2 separate regions of the Homo sapiens genome follow, and region 1 is linked to region 2. Evidence: chromatin loops called from intact Hi-C (ENCODE). Cell type or tissue: MCF 10A. All regions are shown on one strand. Links, peaks and the distances in the headings refer to the core of each region. The heading gives the core; the rest is flanking DNA. Region 1 overlaps MAPK10 (mitogen-activated protein kinase 10). Region 2 overlaps ARHGAP24 (Rho GTPase activating protein 24).

Region 1 (8,605 bases), core at 1,493-6,492, 57 kb after region 2:
TTGCTTCTATCTCCAATGGCCTCCCCCTGCCTAGGACTTTTCCATTATCCCCTCTAGATCTTACAATGCCATCACCCTCCCCTATGTCCTCTTCTCTGAATCATGGTTGCCTCCTGAAGACACCATCTTCCCTGCAGCCCTCTCAAGCCTAGCTATCTTCCTCTCTACAACCTGCGTATCATTGGCCTGAAGGGGAGACATCTTGCTTTGCTATTTGCAGCTACTTTCAGACCTTTAATCCTTCTTCCTCTCTAATGACCTTCTTACAAGCACATGTCTCCTTATCATTGACTGAATATTCTAGCACCTAACCCACTCACCCTCCCCACTCATACTCCATTCACCATCTTGGCCACTCAGCTCCTTGACGACTTTTGAAAATCTTGTTCTGCCGCTGCCTGAACATCAGCCACCACACTCATGGTTACACTGCGTACTGTGTCATGACTAATCACTGGCATCGCCAACAGTTCCATTTCAAGCATCCCACGCTGTGGTCATCACTTCTTCTCTCTCTAGTCACTCCCCTTAGCACCATCACTCCAAATTGGTAAGTTTTCAGCGACTATCATCCCCCATTTCATTACTTCCCTCCTTGACCAGCTTAGCTTCTATGGTTCCTTCTCATAATTATTCTCTTGCCCCCATTTCCAAATCCCATTATGTACTCTCCCAGCACTGTACTACTCTTTTGAGAATTAAAAAGAAACAAATTGCAACTCTAGTAATTTTTTCTTACTCTTAACCTGTGCCTAAAAAAACTAAACATGACTGGAGAACAAAAGACCACCAAGTTGACCTGTGTTCCTTTGTATTTATATTAATATGGCTCACATGGTTTTCATCACTGTCCAGTAACTTATTGTCACAGTTTCCAAGGTCAATTTCACACTTCTCAAACTTCCACAAACTCTTCATTGTCTACTGACAACCTTACTTCTATCTTTACTGAGACAACAAAAAAAAAAATCAGATGAGTATGTACTTATGCCCATCACGTCACCGTATTCCCAAACTACCTGCCTCTGTGCACACCACCTCACTGCCTGCTGCAGTTACTGTCCAGGGCCAGCGCCTCTGCCCATGTACTGGAGCCTGTCCCTCCACCCTTTTCAAGCATGTTACTCTATCAAATAAATATCCCTTTCTCTTTTGCATTATCAGTTTTGCTATCTCTCTGTTGGCCCCACCAGCACTATTACCCATGCTATATTAGCTTTTAAAAAAATCTCTCAATCTCACATTTATCTCCAACGTTTACATCATTCTTTTGCTGCACTTTGTAGAAAAATATTTTGAATTTTCTGTATCTATTTCTACTTCCTTACTTCCCATGTTTTCTTGAACTCACTCGAGTTACTCTTTTCTTGCTCAATACTGGATAGAAACTGCTCTCATTGGGGTCATCGATGACCTTCAAACAGATTTAGTCCAACTGTGAATCTTCAGTTCCCATTTTACTCAGCCTCTCAATAACAATCCGCCCCTGCCCATTCTCTCACTTTTGAAACACCTTCTTTACTTGGCTTCCAGGACAGCACACTCCTGGTTTTCCCTCTACCTCACTGAACATTCTGGAATACCCTCCTGTTTTCTGAGGTCTGTATGTTGGAGTGAGAGGCATCTCCATCTTTGGTTTTCTCTTCTTTAACTACACTGTCTTTTGGTGGGCTCATACAGGCTCTTGGCTTTTAATACTACTTATAAACTGATTACTCTCAGATTTCTGTTTCAGCTCACCCTCTTCCTTGAACTCCAGCTTATAAGACACTCCTGCTACTCCACGTGGATTTTTTTTTTTTTTCTTTTTTTTTTTGAGATAGAGTCTCACTCTGTCACCCAGGCTGGAGTGCAGTGGCTTGATATCGGCTCACTGCAACCCCCGCCTCTCGGGTTCAAACAATTCTCCTGCCTCAGCCTGAGTAGCTGGGACTACAGGCACATGCCACCACACCCAGATAATTTTTTGTATTTTTAGTAAAGATGGGGTTTCCCCATGTTAGCCAGGATAGTCTCGATCTCCTGACCTCATGATCTGCCTGCCTTGGCCTCCCAAAGTTCTGGGATTACAGGCGTGAGCCACCGTGCCCGGCCTCCACTTGGATATCTAATAAACATCTCCAACTGATATTCCAAAAACAAACATGATTTTCTCCCCAATGTTTTTCTAACCCATTGTTCATCATCTCAGTCAACTGTACCATCATTTACTTCATGGTTTAGGTAAAAGAATCTAGAGCCATTTCTGATCTCTTGCTTTTATATCACAATATCAATCTATCAGCAAATCTTCTCAGCTCTGCCTTCACAATAGGTCCAGAATTCAAATCCTTCTCACCATCTCCTTTTCCTAGTCTAAGCCCCATCATGTCTTTCTGGATTAATGTTTTATCCTACGATGGATTTTTTTGTCCCCATTCTTATCTTTCTTCCTAAGAGTCCTCTTTACTCAGTAGCCAAAGGAATCCTTTTAAAAAGAAAATTTAGCTTATATCATTTCCTTTTTCAAATCTAACCACCATCTTCCCATATTTAGAATCAAATCTCAAGATCTTGCCATGCTCTGACCCCTGCTTCTCTCTCCAATTTCATTTACAATCCCATTTACTCTTGTTCATTCTGCTTTATCCACAAGACTCTTTGCCCCTCCTTGTCTATATAAACAAGCTCTCCCTCCAAAGCCTGCCCCTGCTTTCTCTTCAGAGTCTGAAATGCCCTTCTCCGTGTCAATAGCTCACTCTCACTTCAGTCAGGTCTCTGAGCACTTATCCCCTCTTCTGAGAGGCTTGCCCTGACCACCTTGTCTAAAATAGCATCCCTTTCCCACCTTACTTTTTAACCTGCTTTGTGGTCTTCGTACTTACCTCTATCTGACTTCTCCACTAGAATGCAGACCATGTGAAGGCAGATTTGCTGACTTCATCACATCAACTATGTGTACCTAGAACAGTCCTTGGATGGTTGACGTGCTTGATAAATAAATATTTGTTGCATGAATGAATGAGTGAATATTTAGAGCTCTATGTCAAATTTCTGGTTCAGATGTTCAGGGATGTTCTCAGTTGGACCTTTTAATAAAAAAAAACAATAAATGACCAAATTCTACTTTAAGTTATTTTAGGGTTCCAACAGTCACCCATAGACTGAACAAACTCCGAAGATTTGGCTTCATGTAAGAATGTCACTGCAAAGAAGCTTCAGTACCCATTGTGATATCATTTGCTAATTTGGAGATTGTGATGCCAAAAGTATAAGCCCCATGCTCAGTCAGCATCTAGGTCCAATAGCTCTCAGAGGAACCATACATCAAAGCAAACTTTCTGCAATGCGGAAAAGAACATCCATGCATTTTTAAAATGAATTTTAAATTTTAAATAATTTTTAAAAGTGGTTTCATCTCTTGTAATGGAAAATATTCAAAATTCTCATGCTGATTCATGAAGTATACTTATATAATTAGACAAAATAAGAACATTGAAAGAAGCAGACTCCTTGTTTCATCGCTTTAAGCAAATAATAAAAATGGACTCGTGCAAGTCACACCACTAATTTAAATACATTTTGTAAAAAGATAGCAAATAAATGAAATAAAAATATTTGCTTTAGTTTTTTTAAACAAAGATTTATTAACTCTGAATTTTTTAGGTTAAGGACCATGCAATATATATCTCCTACACCGAAGTGTCCAAGAAATGTTTTTGGAGTAAATTAATGAACTGCTTTAGAATGTTGCTCAGAAATTAAGCTAGAAATTCAGAGCAATATTCTCAGGGCTTGATTTACACCAAATCCAAGTTCGCAATGTATTAACATGAAGGAATAGGCCATTGCTTTCTGAAAACCTTCCTTTTATAAAAGAAATACTTTAATATTATGAATTCTCTTGGTCTGTGTAAAATATTATTTGCATTATAAAAATTGATTTTTTGGTATAATTGTTCATAGGCAATATTTTCACCAGGATGGGTTCACAAGTGTTAATGGAAGGCGAATTATGTGTGGGACAGTCTTCTAGGGAATATGTGAGGGGTTTTTAAGATGGATAACATTTTGTACCTGCTTTTGAGTTGCAAATGATCTGGACTGTTGGTTAAACATCGCAGACAAGATCAGGTGAAGAACATTACTAGAAGTTCAGTGATTAAGAAATAAAGCCACGTACCCCACGGAGTGAAATTTGAATTCCTTAAATTCCCTCAAATTATTTTATGTTGGATTTTACACCAGGATAGGAATGTCTTTAAAAGTAAGAAATATTTGACATAAGGTAGAAAATTTCAAAGGAGTGTTTGACTTGTTGCTGGATGTGTCACCACATTTCATGTGTCTGAGAAATATAAATTTCTACAGCACATTTTTAGTGCCTTAAACAGACTACAATGATGTAAATGGTTGAACAGTTGAAATTTAGTCTGGAACTGGGACAGATGACTTGCCACATAGAGTGGCTCCCAACATAAAGTGATCTGTGATGGCAGGACTTTCAGCGTGTTTCACTATTAGCATGTGTCATCCAAGCATGCCTTTCAACATCTGTGGAGAAAAGACATGTTACAAATACAAAACACCACCATGATGAATTGGGAATGTCAAAAACCTCTGCCTTGGCTGTGATCCAGTGTTGTTATTGGCAAGTAGATTCATCCTTCTAGGTTGGTTGCTCCATAAGTAATCTTCAAGAAAAGCAAGTCCAACACCCTTTTTTCTCCTTACTGTGAACTTGGTCAAAATTACCAAATGTTTGGTAACCATTTATGGTATCAGGAATGCACCAATAACTCCTTCTGACTCTTTAAGAGCAATCATCTTGTGGAATGCAATTTCCCTTCTTATTATTGTGGGTATTTTTAGGTACCTATGCTTGACCTTTTTTAAAGAGAGTAAGGATCTGTGATTTAAACTAGGATAGAAGCTGTTCCAGAGATAACAAAAAGCTGTTGCTTTCTATATTCCAACAGGAACTAGGTAAAACGATAAATGTGATAACTCAAAATAATGTGTATGTTTATCTTCCAGGCTTTCTAATAGTTAATTGGTTAAATAAAACATTATTTACAGAAATAGAAGAGCCACTCCTCAACTGTTCAAACACTGCAAAGTAAACTAATGCAAGTGCAGTGACCTCTTCATCCAGCCACAAAATCATATATATTTTTAATTCTCCAAGGAGTTTGAGATAGTAAAGTTGGATATCATGTAGCTAAACAAAGGCTTTTACCTTTTCTCTTGGAAAATAGTTAAAATGAATAGAAATCTGATAATTAATCTGGGAAATTTAACCCTGCTCTACTTACCTAATGCCCCCCCAAAAGATGATCTTTTTTTTCTTCATTGATTTTATACCTTAAAAAGAAATTACTGAATTGCAGATATACAACTAGTATCTACAGACAGAAATGAAGGTCAGTTTTAGAAGAAACCAGTGTCAAATGAAAACACAGATTTCTACATGGTCACATTCATATCACACACTCTTGACCCAAGGTGAGAAAGTAGGTCATTCCTTATTTCTTATTTATTCCCTGGCACAATCAGACCACACTACAAGTTTCTTTTACCAGTTGCCAAAATGAAATCATGACACCCTTCAGAGCTACTGTCGTTACATGCAACTCAAGACAACGAGCAGCATCATAACCATTGTCAACAGGCAAACTCCAACAATGTCTGGGTTTGGATTTGGTTTTATGTTGAGAGAAGCAGATTTCCTCTGATTTTAATAATCCATAAGAAACAGAAATCATAATATATTGACTCCATATTACCTAAAAAGAGTCAAAAGAAGCAGAAGTTCTCCCCCGATTCATCCTCTTGTTCCACAGACATTTTGAAAATAAAAGAAGACAAAATAGAAAGGAAAGGGTGTGAGAAAGAACACAGAAATGACTTGAACGATTTCAAATCCTTATTAAGCATCACTGAGGTTGCATTTTACCCATTAGACTGACTGAATTTAGTTCTCACTGCTCAGACCTTGCAAAGAAACTGGACGTACATGGTTTTGCCTTCCAGGGTTGATCTAGAACTGTAAGGGTGCATGTGAATGTGGGTATGCATGTGTGTGTGCTTTAAGTCCATTTTATAAACACTGACACAAGACAATTCTCATCATTGGTAATAGTCTTTGGAGTCCAATCATGCAGAAAAACAGGCAGGTGCAAGTTAGGTCTCATTGCAAGATGGACATGGCAAGGTGAACAGATAATCCTACATAAGGATTGGGAGATTTGTGTCCATTAGAATATACTGGCCATTGGTCCCACATAAGTAAAGTTACATATACAAGATTCTATATATAAACAGAGGCCCCTCACTTCAGTTTGGCTGACCAAAGAAACAGGTCAAAGTGAGCCATTTTCAGATAGTTAAAGGACTAAGTACCAAAAGAAATAACAAAATCTTATCCTCTAATCACAAAGAAAATAGCTAAAATAACTATTTACATTGCAACTTTTTTGTTGTTTTTACAGAGAGGAGTTTCCTTGCTTGGCTTAATGATATCTGTGGAAAATGTTGAACTCTTATAATTAAAATGTGTGTGGGGGATTGTGAGTGGGGAGTTGGGTTCCTCTTTGGATGCAAAGTGGCTGAGATCAAAAATTTCTAGAGCAATTTTACTCCTCTTTCTGAGCTGTAGAAGAATACATTTTTCAGCAAAGCTGGCTAATAACATGCCTTACAGAGCATAATGCACTTAAGATGTGGCTTTTCATATGTTAAGAGATTCAAATCGAAATAGATTTTGTATAATTTAGGTTTTGCAATGAATATTTACAATTTTAAAACAAATCAAGTTTGCTTATTTTTTTTTCCTTGACAGGACATAAAAGGTTTTACATATTTTTATCTATTTTTTACTAGTTCCATTTACTAAGGCCAACTTTCAGTTTTACCAGTCAGCTGCTATCAGTGTCTTTAGATAATATTTTTCTGATAACAGATTGAAAAAACTATCGAGCTTCTTAACCCTCAATTAAATAGCTTACTCCAATTGGTGGGAACTGGCCAGGCTCTGGTCCAACTGTTGGGTACATTCCTACAAAACTCAGTCATCAGATTCTTGAAGATGAAAGGTTATTATCAGTTTTTATTCCACAAGAAGAAATTCCGTTGTAAGGCTAGTGTATTCCTATTTAAAATTGAACACGCTGACCCACAAAACACATATAAAAATAGTAAAGACATATTAATAGTAAAGTGGTGGCGGTTTTGCCAAACTCTTGCAGCAGTTTAATTTTCCCTGCACATGAGTACACAGCCATCCTTCCTACAAAATACTGCAAACTATTTTATTAAGGATCACTGCAAACCAACTGCCCCAAAGGAAGCCTAACAGAAGGTTAGGCTCCTCAGAGTGCCAACTTCATGTTCCAAAATGAGCCCCAACCCCAGGTAGAACCTTCACTTTTTTTCAGGAATATTGTCCAGGTGACTTGACACTTGCCTACCGGAAAAGTTGGGATGTTCTTGGGAAATAACAGGTGACTATTTAAGAAATATTTGGGGTGTGTGTGTGTGTGTGTGTGTGTGTGTGTGTGTGTGTGTGTTAAGACAGACAAGTGAATGCAGAACATATTATATTCTGTGAATTTGATAATATCATCACCTCCTAGACATATTATAGGAAAGCAGACCTAGTGGGCAAAGGACTGGGGGGCTTTTACAGTGGTGATTCTCTTTGTTGTTCCATCATCTGCCTTGCTTTAATCACCTAATAAAACTGATCCTGCAAAAATTCTGGGGGCCAAATCCTTACCTCTATTTGTAAATGATACTTATATTCAAGGAATTTGTTCCATTTTTCTCTTGTCCATAAGGGAAATCTGGCTAAAGCTAACCAGCTCCCAAGAGCCATGCACAGAAGATGTAAGACTAATTGAGCTTTGGGAAGGTACTAACAGCGGGGGAGGGGCCCTGTCTAGTTCTTGCCTGGTTTACTCTGAGGGGGAAATTCACCACTTATGCAGGTACGAGAGATAGCCTGTCAAGCACTTTGAAGATGCTGGCTGGAGACTTCCTTCTGTCTTGTGATGTCATCTTGCGGCTGATGAAATTCCCCTTGAGACTCTCTTTAAAGCAGCTTCCTGCTCTCCGCACTTAATCCCATGTGGTATAAAGTAAGGGAGGGGAGAAGCCACAGATATATCAAGAGAAAAGTACCGAGAAAGAAAATCAGTAAAGAATTAGAGATACAGAGAGGAGAAGTTTTTAAAAAAAAAAAAAAAAAACAGGAATATGAAAGAGAGGGAGCTCAAGTGACTGAGGAGGCATTTTTAACAATCAGGTTATCTGCAATATTAACCAGAAAAAAAATGGTAGCAAAATAGAGAAAATGGGCCATTTTTATTCCAGGGGACAAGCTGCACAAAGGAATGTTCTTCTATTTATTTTAAACAAATGACTGCGTGTACTGAATCTGACTGTGTGAAATAATCTCAGAATGGCAGCACCACTGGCATGGCGATGGTGCAGGTGGGTGCAGTTCCCTGTGGTCTCTATTGCTTGAAGAGAGAAAGAAAGTTCCCTATTATTATATTTAAGGCAGTTTTCAGAGCACTGGCATTCTTGTTTGCTCTGTTTTGGGGATATTCTATTTGCCAATCAG
Region 2 (8,605 bases), core at 1,516-6,515:
CAGCAAATATATAAATAATTTTGAAAAGTAATGAGGGTGACATGCTAATATGCTAGTGAGTAAAGTGGTGGAGATACCCGTCTCCTTCTTGAGGACGTAACATTTGAGTTGAGATTCGAATGACAAGAGGCCTGTTACACCTATGATATGGTGGAGGTATAACAGGCATGTTGCAGGTAGAAGAATAGCAAGTGCAAAGTCCTAGAGACAGGAACAGCTTAGCTTGCTTGAAGAACATAAAGAAGGCCACTGGGGGCAAGACACAGTGGCTTATGCCTGTAATCCCAGCACTTTGGGAGGCCGAAGTGGGAGGATCCCTTAAGGGTAAGAGTTCCAGACCTGACTGGACAATAAAGTGAGACTGTCTCTACAAAAAAAAAATCAAATTAAAAAACTAGCTGCCTTTGGTGGTGCACAGTGGTAATCCTAGCAACTCAGGAGGCTGAGGCAGGAGGATCACTTGAGCCCAGGAGTTTGAGGCTGCAATGAGTTATGATCATACTGCTGGCACTTCAGCCTCGGTGGCAGAGCAAGACCTTTCTCTAAAAAATAAAAAATTAAAATTAAATATAAAAGGAAGGAGGTCACTGTGACAGGAATGCAGTGAATGATGATGAATAGTGTCCACGGAGGTTGATTCTGTATAACTTGGCAGATTATAATAATTTTTTTTCTTTTTCTTTTTCTTTTACTTTTATTTTTTCTTTTTCTTCTTTTTTCTTTTTTCTTTTTTTTTTAAGAGTCTCCCTCTGTCACCCAGGCCAGAGTGCAGTGGTGCAATCTTGGCTCACTGCAACCTCTGTCCCTGGGTTCAAGCGATTCTCCTGCCTCAGCCTCCCAAGTGGCTGAGATTACAGGTGCATGCCACCATACCTGGCTAATTTTTGTATTTTATTTTTTTTAGTAGAGACAGGGTTTTGCCATGTTGGCTAGGCTGGTCTTGAACTCCTGACCTCAGGTGATCCACCCACCTCGGCCTCCCAAAGTGCTAGGATTAACAGGTGTGCACCACCACACCTGGCCTATAATAAGAAATTTAGTTCTTATTCTAAGTGAAATGGAAATCTGTCAAAATATTTTTAGCAAGTAAATGAAATAATTTTATTTATATGTTAAAAAGGTCATTCTGGCAACCGAAATATCCTTTTGATAAATTGTCAAGCTTGAATCCCTTGGTCTCCGGTGGCAGATATGCAAAATCCTGGATTCTGCTGATTCAAAGAAGGGGTTCCCAGATCCATGAATGGTGAGGTAATAAGAAGAGAATAACATATTTGTGGCAAAATGTAATTGTGAGATACACAGGGAGGGGAAAGAAAATCCATAATTTCCCAGAGGATGGTGAGGTTATTTTCAGAAACTTGTCCAAGCAGAGTGTTCTGCCCCTATGTGTTTTTTTTTTAGTTAATTGGCTGTTTGATCTTTCACATGGTCAAGGCCTAGCTCAACTTTAGTCATTGGGATGTGGAGACAAACTGCCAGGGAACGTTCGTTAGTTCAAGTTTATCTCACCCAGGTTCTTTAATCCTTCCCCTGTTGTTTTCAATGTTTTGTACATATCTGCCCTCTTCTGAAGAGCATCTGTGTTCTTAAATATGCCTGTGCTTTTGAAGCTATGGATCCGTTTGGGGTCCATAGCCTCAAAATGATAAAAATACAGACTGTGCATAATGCTTTGAATAGATATTAAGTTGTAAATACAGAAATGTTTCCTTGTGAAACATTTTAAAGAGTAAGAATGAATAAATATTTTCCCTGTTGATTCTAATAATGCTTATTTCTCACCAAAGAGTCAATAAGATTCAGGTTTTGTCTTTGTTAAAATATATTTATTAAAACCTAGAAAGAAGTTCCCACAGGTATTCTGCAAAGACAATCTCTAGTCACTGACATTGTACCTCTAATGTTAAGCCCTGAAATTTAATTTTTAAATAGCATTTTAAAAATCATAAAGTTATTAAGTTTAATTTGATATCATAAAGTTATTAAGTTTAATTTGAATATTATTTAATTTAATACCATAAAGTTATTAAGTTTAATTTCAATATTATTAAAGTTATATTTTGATTATAACGTTTTATGTACAATTTAGAATATGGAAGAATACAAGAAGGAAATATGAATATTTTAAAATTCGACACTCCAGAGAGCTCTTTCTATACATAGCAGATAAATAAATAGATAAGCAGAGATTTAGATGTGTCAAAATTCAGCTATGTATAAAATATATCGGAACCATACAGCTTTTATATCTTACTTTTTCTCCTTCACATTATATCATGGACATTTTCCCATGTCATTAAGTAGTTTTCACTGTGTGTGATCTTCAGGACTATATAATGTGTGATCTTAAGGACTATGTAATAATTCATTGTATCAGTACATTGGTTTCTTTAATTCTGCCCCATTTGTTTTCAATGTTTTGCACATATCTGTCCTCAGCTGAAGAGCATGTATTCATACATCTGCCTGTGCTTTGGAAGCTATGGATCCATTTGGGATTTGGAAGATAATATTTCACATTTGAATGAGAAGAAACACTTTGTCCTGTGTGAGGGAAAAACAGAAAAGGTGGTGTGAGAAAAAAACATTTGAAATTCATACGCTATTGGAATTTGGAGTAGTTGTGAGTGCATGGATGAGCCTTTATTAAGCCATGTACTTTCTGCTCTTCTTTAATTATACTGTATACTCTTTTTTCCAGTTCTGAAGTTCAAGTTTGATACTTTTATATAGGCATGACTCATTGTTCCTACGGTTATGACATATTCCCACATACTCCTTGGCCAGTGAATTTTGTGAGAAAGGGCGTTCTCATTGACCTGAAAGAATTTGTATTCTTTCAGTTCCTGTCAACTGTAAAAACAAACAAACAAAAGAAAACAGATATCATAGTTTCTAACCATTCTTGTCTTTATTCTTTCTATTTAGAAATGAAAACAAATTAAAACATAACTTTTTATATTAAACTTCCAAGTTTTGAGGGGACAAAAATGAAATCTAGAATGTGTAAAATCAAATTAGATATTGAATATTATTTTGTTACCAAAGCCCTCCAGATGGTATCAGCTGTTCAAGAAGATACATTTTGGAAGCGTTGGGAAGGTAGGGTCAAGAATGGCAGTGTGGTCACCATCCTAGCATTAACTGCTGGGCAACAGAATACGCTCTTAACAACACAGTGTTCAGGAGCAAGGACAGAGGCTTCATGAAGCCAGTAATTTTACACATTCTGTCCAAGAATCCTGTAAAACAACTGCTGTTTCAGGTCCCCCAGCTGCCCACCCACATACTCAGTTCACACTTCCCTTGTTCCTCTTTCTGCTATTCTCCCCTTTCACTTATTTTTCAAATTTGTTTTGGTGACTAAATAAACTGCAAGTCCACAGAGATAAAATGAAAAAATAAAAGCCTAAAATTTAGGAGACAGAAAAGCCAGACATATTTTAATTTAATCCTCTGGGAAGGAATTTAGGTCTGGGAATTACTGAACTGAGTTATGAAAAAGTGAACTTGAAAGTAGGGAGTACTACAGACATAGGAGAGATTTTTCAGTATCAGTATGTGTAAGAATGACTTAGAGAAATACCTTAAGATTCAGAAACCCAGACCCCACTTGCTCTCATTCTGATTTAAATGGTTGGAGAATGCCTAGGAATCTGCATGGTAAATCCACAGGCGATTTTTTTTTTTTTAATCTGCCTGTGCTGCCCAGAGGCAGGAACCCTGTCCTCTTAGTCATGGATTTATCATCTGCACCCAGCAGAGAGACTGGCAGAGAGCAGGCACGAGGTCAGGGCAGAGGGAGACTCATAGGCACTAGTGCAATTATTATAAGCATAAAGATGTTGAAATGAGGAGAGTGTCCAATGTGGAGGGGAGAATGAGATCTGGATTCCAAGGGAAGACAGGAGAAGGTGCTGTAAGGAGACGTAAATAAGCCCGTCCTCCAAGGCAAAAAGCTGGGGCCAGTGAGGCAACAGAGATCACTCTGACTGAGAGTTGGTTACAGGGATCAGAGGAAAGGAAGAGGAAACAGTGGAGGGCTCTGAAATCTGGTCTGTTCAGTCTAGGCTCTTGTTTTTGACAGAGCATATGTGCACTTTGCAATCAGAGATTGGAAAACCCATTTGACCACCATTGCATTAAAACAAATGAGCTGCCCCAAACATAACAAGAAAAAAAGATGTTTTGTTTAGGGCAGAAAAATCCATCATCTGCTGCTGCAAATTAAAATACAGGAGGTAGTTAGTAGATAAAATGTTCATCCTTTAAGGAAGAATAGTAACTTTATCAATAATAACCTACCTTGTGCTGGATACTATCCTGATTATTTCATTTAATCCTCAACTTCCTGAAGCTTCTATCTAAGATTACTCTGTTTATTCCCTTCAAGGCATTTGAGCTCCTTTAGTAGTTATCTTGTTTGTTTGTTTCTTTACTGCTTATCATCTGCCTTCCCCATGCCAATTTAAGCTCCTTGAGGGCAGGATCCTTACCTGTCCTGATGCTACACCCCTCTCTGAGCACAACAGCTGGCGTATAGTATGCACCAAACATTTATCAAGAGAATATCCTAATACCTACTTGTTTTACAAATGAAGATCCTTGCTCGTGCTCCCTTCGGCAGCACATATACTAAAATTGGAAGATCCTTGCTTGTTTTAATTTGTTCTAGCTTAGTATTTAAAATGCTCGGCAGCACATATACTAAAATTGGAAGATCCTTGCTTGTTTTAATTTGTTCTAGCTTAGTATTTAAAATGTTTGGCCGGGTGCAGTGTCTCACGCCTGTAATCCCAGCACTTTGGGAGGCCAAGGCGGGTGTATCACCTGAGGTCGGGAGTTCAAGACCAGCCTGGCCAACATGGAGAAACCCTGTCTCTACTAAAAAATACAAAAAATTAGCTGGGTGTGGTGGCGCATGCCTGTAATCCCAGCTCCTCAGGAGGCTGAGGCAGGAGAATCACTTGAACCCAGGAGGCGGAGGTTGCGGTGAGCCGAGATTGTGCCATTGCACTCCAGCCTGGGCAAAAAGAGTGAAACTCTGTCTCAAAAATAAATAAATAAATAAATAATAAAATGTTTGAGTGTTTGTACTGAGGCAGTGCTACACATTCTCATGGCTTTGCTGCTGCTGTTCAGTAGTAGAAGGGCTGCTCTCGGCCCAGAGCCCAGATCTCTTTCTAAACAGCAGAACCTGTCCCTTTTCTGTTTTAAAATCCAAGTCCCTATACATGACTATTTGAATAAGCCCATGCTCCCCCCGCCTACCCCCCACCCCGACCCTCAGCATGTGCTCCTTTCCAGTTGGAAGAGCCTAACAAATTCACCCAATTCCCCTTCCTTCTGGAGTTTTCCATGATCCCTGTATTATTTTCCTAGGGTTGCCATAAAAAAGCATTGCAAACTGGGTAGCTAAAAACAAAACAAAACAAAACAAAAACTGTAACTTATTATCTCATATTTCTGGAAGCTGAAAATCCAAATCAAGATGTCAGCAGAGCCATGCTCTCTCTGAAGGATTTAGGGAAGTATCTGTTTCATGCCTGTCTCTTAAATTCCGATATTTGCCAGCAACCCTTGTCGTTCCTTGGCTTGTAGCTACATAACTCCAACCTCTGCCCCCATCTCCACATGGCATTCATCTCCCAGGTAATTCTTATATGCATGGTCCTAAAACCATAACTTGGGAAATACTAGCTAGACTATCAGCTGCAGGAGTGTATGGTAAAGGACATTGATCATTAGAATTGATGTAACTCTGTTTCTTATATATGAAATGGGGAAAGGATAGCAGCAGAATCAACATCACACCATTACTGGGAGCAACATATCAGTTCTGACTGGGCTAGGCAAACCATATGCTATTGTGAGATAAACTATTTTCTGGGGTATAGAGTTGATGTGTAAAATACATGATTTCCTTCCTGCTGAATAGGGCCTGAAGTTTCAAGACAGCCTGAAAGATACACCCCTCCCTCTTTACACTTTATTCCATGCAAAAACTCAAACTCTAAAGATTTCAGTAGCAAACTGTACAGTTATAGAGCCTCAATATCATAGTGTGAATAAAAGATCTTAGGGCAGGGCTTGATGGAAGAAAGTGGAGAAAGCAAATGGTAGCTTGAGGGCATGTGAACCAGTAAAAGGGAGGAATTTACATTCTTAAAGAGTTGGAAAAGCAAAGAACTGACTCCCAGGAATTTGCCTAAGGCAAGCCCTGTGTGTGTAAATGGTAAACTGGCTACCTATTTTCAGCACACTAAATGATTTTCTGAAGTCAAGGAGAGGGGCTAGCCCCTAAAATCCTGAATAGCTGTTTATTTACAGTAACTCTTAACGTTCCTATTTTTTGATGCATTTCTTAAAGGTATGATGGTGTGACAAAATTTGATAACTATTGTCTTTAAGTATTTCTCAAACTTCTCTCATTCACATACTACCCTTGTTACCCGGGGGTTCTTGCTCCCAGAGCTCCCAAGATGGAGGTGGGCCGCTTCCAAAATGGTGGCGGGCCACTTTGAAGATGGTGGCAAGCCTTGTGCTCTCTGACCTGGGGTTCTTGGCCTCACGGATTCCAAGGAATGGAATCTTGGTCCATGCAGTCAGTGTTATAGCTCTATTAGAAGCCGTGGGTCATAGCTCTATTAGAAGCCGTGGGTCATGGAAGAGAACCGTGGAACCCAGTGACTAGTGTTCAGCTCCATTAGGAGGAACCCACTTAGCGATGCAGAACAATGGCAAGCCTTTAGCCCGATCGGGAGGGGCAATGGACGCCTCGCTGAATCAGGAGCACAGCCGACACCCAGCCAGGGTGGAAGTCAGCGGCAGGCAGCAAAAAGCAGTGGTGGATGGCGAGTGAAAACTCAGCTCCAGCCCTAACAAACACGGACCAGAAGAGAGTGCAGTTGCAAGATTTAATAGAGTGAAAACAGAGCTCCCATACAAAGGGAGGGGACCCAAAGAGGGTAGCTGTTGCTGGCTCAAATGCCTGGGTTTATATCCCGATCATAGTCCCTCCCGCTGTGCTCTCAGGCGGTAGATGATTGGCTATTTCTTTACCTCCTGTTTTTGCCTAATTAGTATTTTAGTGAGCTTTCTTTACTATCTGATTGGTCAGGTGTGAGCTAAGTTGCAAGCCGCTTGTTTAAAGGTGGATGCAGTCACCTTCCCAGCTATGCTTAGGGATTCTTAGTCAGCCTAGGAAATCCAGCTAGTCCTGTCTCTCACCCTCATGATTTTAGCCATTTCCATATAACGCCTGCACTAGGTTTACTGATATTTTTCTTTAAATGTATTCACAGTTTTCTTTATCAGTTTTGGGGTAAAAGGGAATTTATATATTATTGCTCTTTGAAAACCAGCACTACTTGCATAAACACGAGGTCAATGTAACATAAGCACAATGACAAGAACATGTTATTAAATGTCCCTGGACACAGCTTCTTTCTGAAGATGCTGACCCTAAGGCCCTCTGTTGATTTGATGAAAATGGAGATTGGCATGTGCTGGTACCATTTTAACATGCCTCTTTTTCCCAACTGATGCTTCCTCTTTGATGTAATCAGGAGAATTGAAATTTAGAAATTAGTATTTCTGTTAAGTTATTTGAAGTCAATATCCTGTTTCTGTGGCACCTTAAATTACTTGGAATAACCCACACTTTGGGAAATACAGTCAGGTCACTCTTTGCTAACACTGGGAGGCCTCTTTCCTTTAAATGCTTGGCTTCTTCTCTAATTTGAACAAAGAATAACTCACAAGAGTTCCATGAAACTGCTTTATAAACACACCAAAGTCTGAAAAATAACAGGCTTTAAGGAAAAATATCTCATATGTGAGAAATACCTCCATGAATGGGTATTAACTAAATATTTTATGTGGGACAGGGTGTAAACTAGAAATCTGTCATGTTGCATCATGTTTTACTCTGTGATATATCTAAAAAGCCCATGCATCTAGAATTGGGAGTATGAGCTTTGCTTTCCTTTCAATTTATCTTTGCAGAATTTTGGCTCACTTCCACTGAAACCCAATGGGGTTATAAATAAAAGTGCCCAATTAACCAATAAGTTTTTCATTATTGGGCATATCTATCAGTTGGTGTTTGTCTACTTATTTGCAAGAACGTAGTGTGGAAGTTAAAAGTTCAGGCTTCCATGACAGAAAAATGTGGGACTAAATCTGCCACTTACTACCCATGTTAATGAACCGAAACTCGTTACCTAACTTCTCAAAACTAATTTCCTCATATAAAATAGAAATCATAATGTCTAATCTCACAGGGTTGTTGTATTCATTCACTTAAAAATAAGACAAAATGGAACAAAAACACCTGGAATATGTAAGTGAAATTGCACAGGCCCTGGCATGTTATGGGGCACTTTTTATTGTCATTGTGAGTATGATGATGGGGATAATGATGGTATTGATGATTGTCACTAACATTTTATGGTATAAGGAAAAGTAATATGCTTGAATCTATGTGATACAGAGACTAGTATTTCACCAGAAACTCTTCAGTATGTTTAATCCAGGAAGTCTTCATTCATGGTTTGAAACCTCTAAGATAATTCCTACTGAAAATAAGTAAGATACCTAT

What was found. A loop is a pair of places that touch in the nucleus more often than their neighbours do. Peaks named below come from ENCODE experiments on the same cell type or tissue, not always from the same donor. Only the 100,000 strongest peaks of a DNase experiment are listed, where the experiment ranks them.
Region 1: it touches region 2 in a loop (6-fold over the local background); 1 of 110 quality-filtered maps calls a loop at or near these places.

Annotation. Positions count from the first base shown.
Region 1 is chr4:86,006,799-86,015,403 of GRCh38, forward strand. MAPK10 (mitogen-activated protein kinase 10) reads right to left here. Exons shown (of 14, transcript NM_138982.4): 14 at 3,607-8,605. Among named protein-coding and RNA genes, the nearest start is that of MAPK10-AS1, 110 kb to the right of the region's middle. In MCF 10A, for the core only: no CTCF peak of the experiment used is centred there; a DNase peak (open chromatin) is centred at 4,593.
Region 2 is chr4:85,949,957-85,958,561 of GRCh38, forward strand. The region is part of intron 5 of ARHGAP24 (Rho GTPase activating protein 24); the gene reads left to right. Among named protein-coding and RNA genes, the nearest start is that of MAPK10-AS1, 170 kb to the right of the region's middle. In MCF 10A, for the core only: no CTCF peak of the experiment used is centred there; DNase peaks (open chromatin) are centred at 2,795 and 3,825.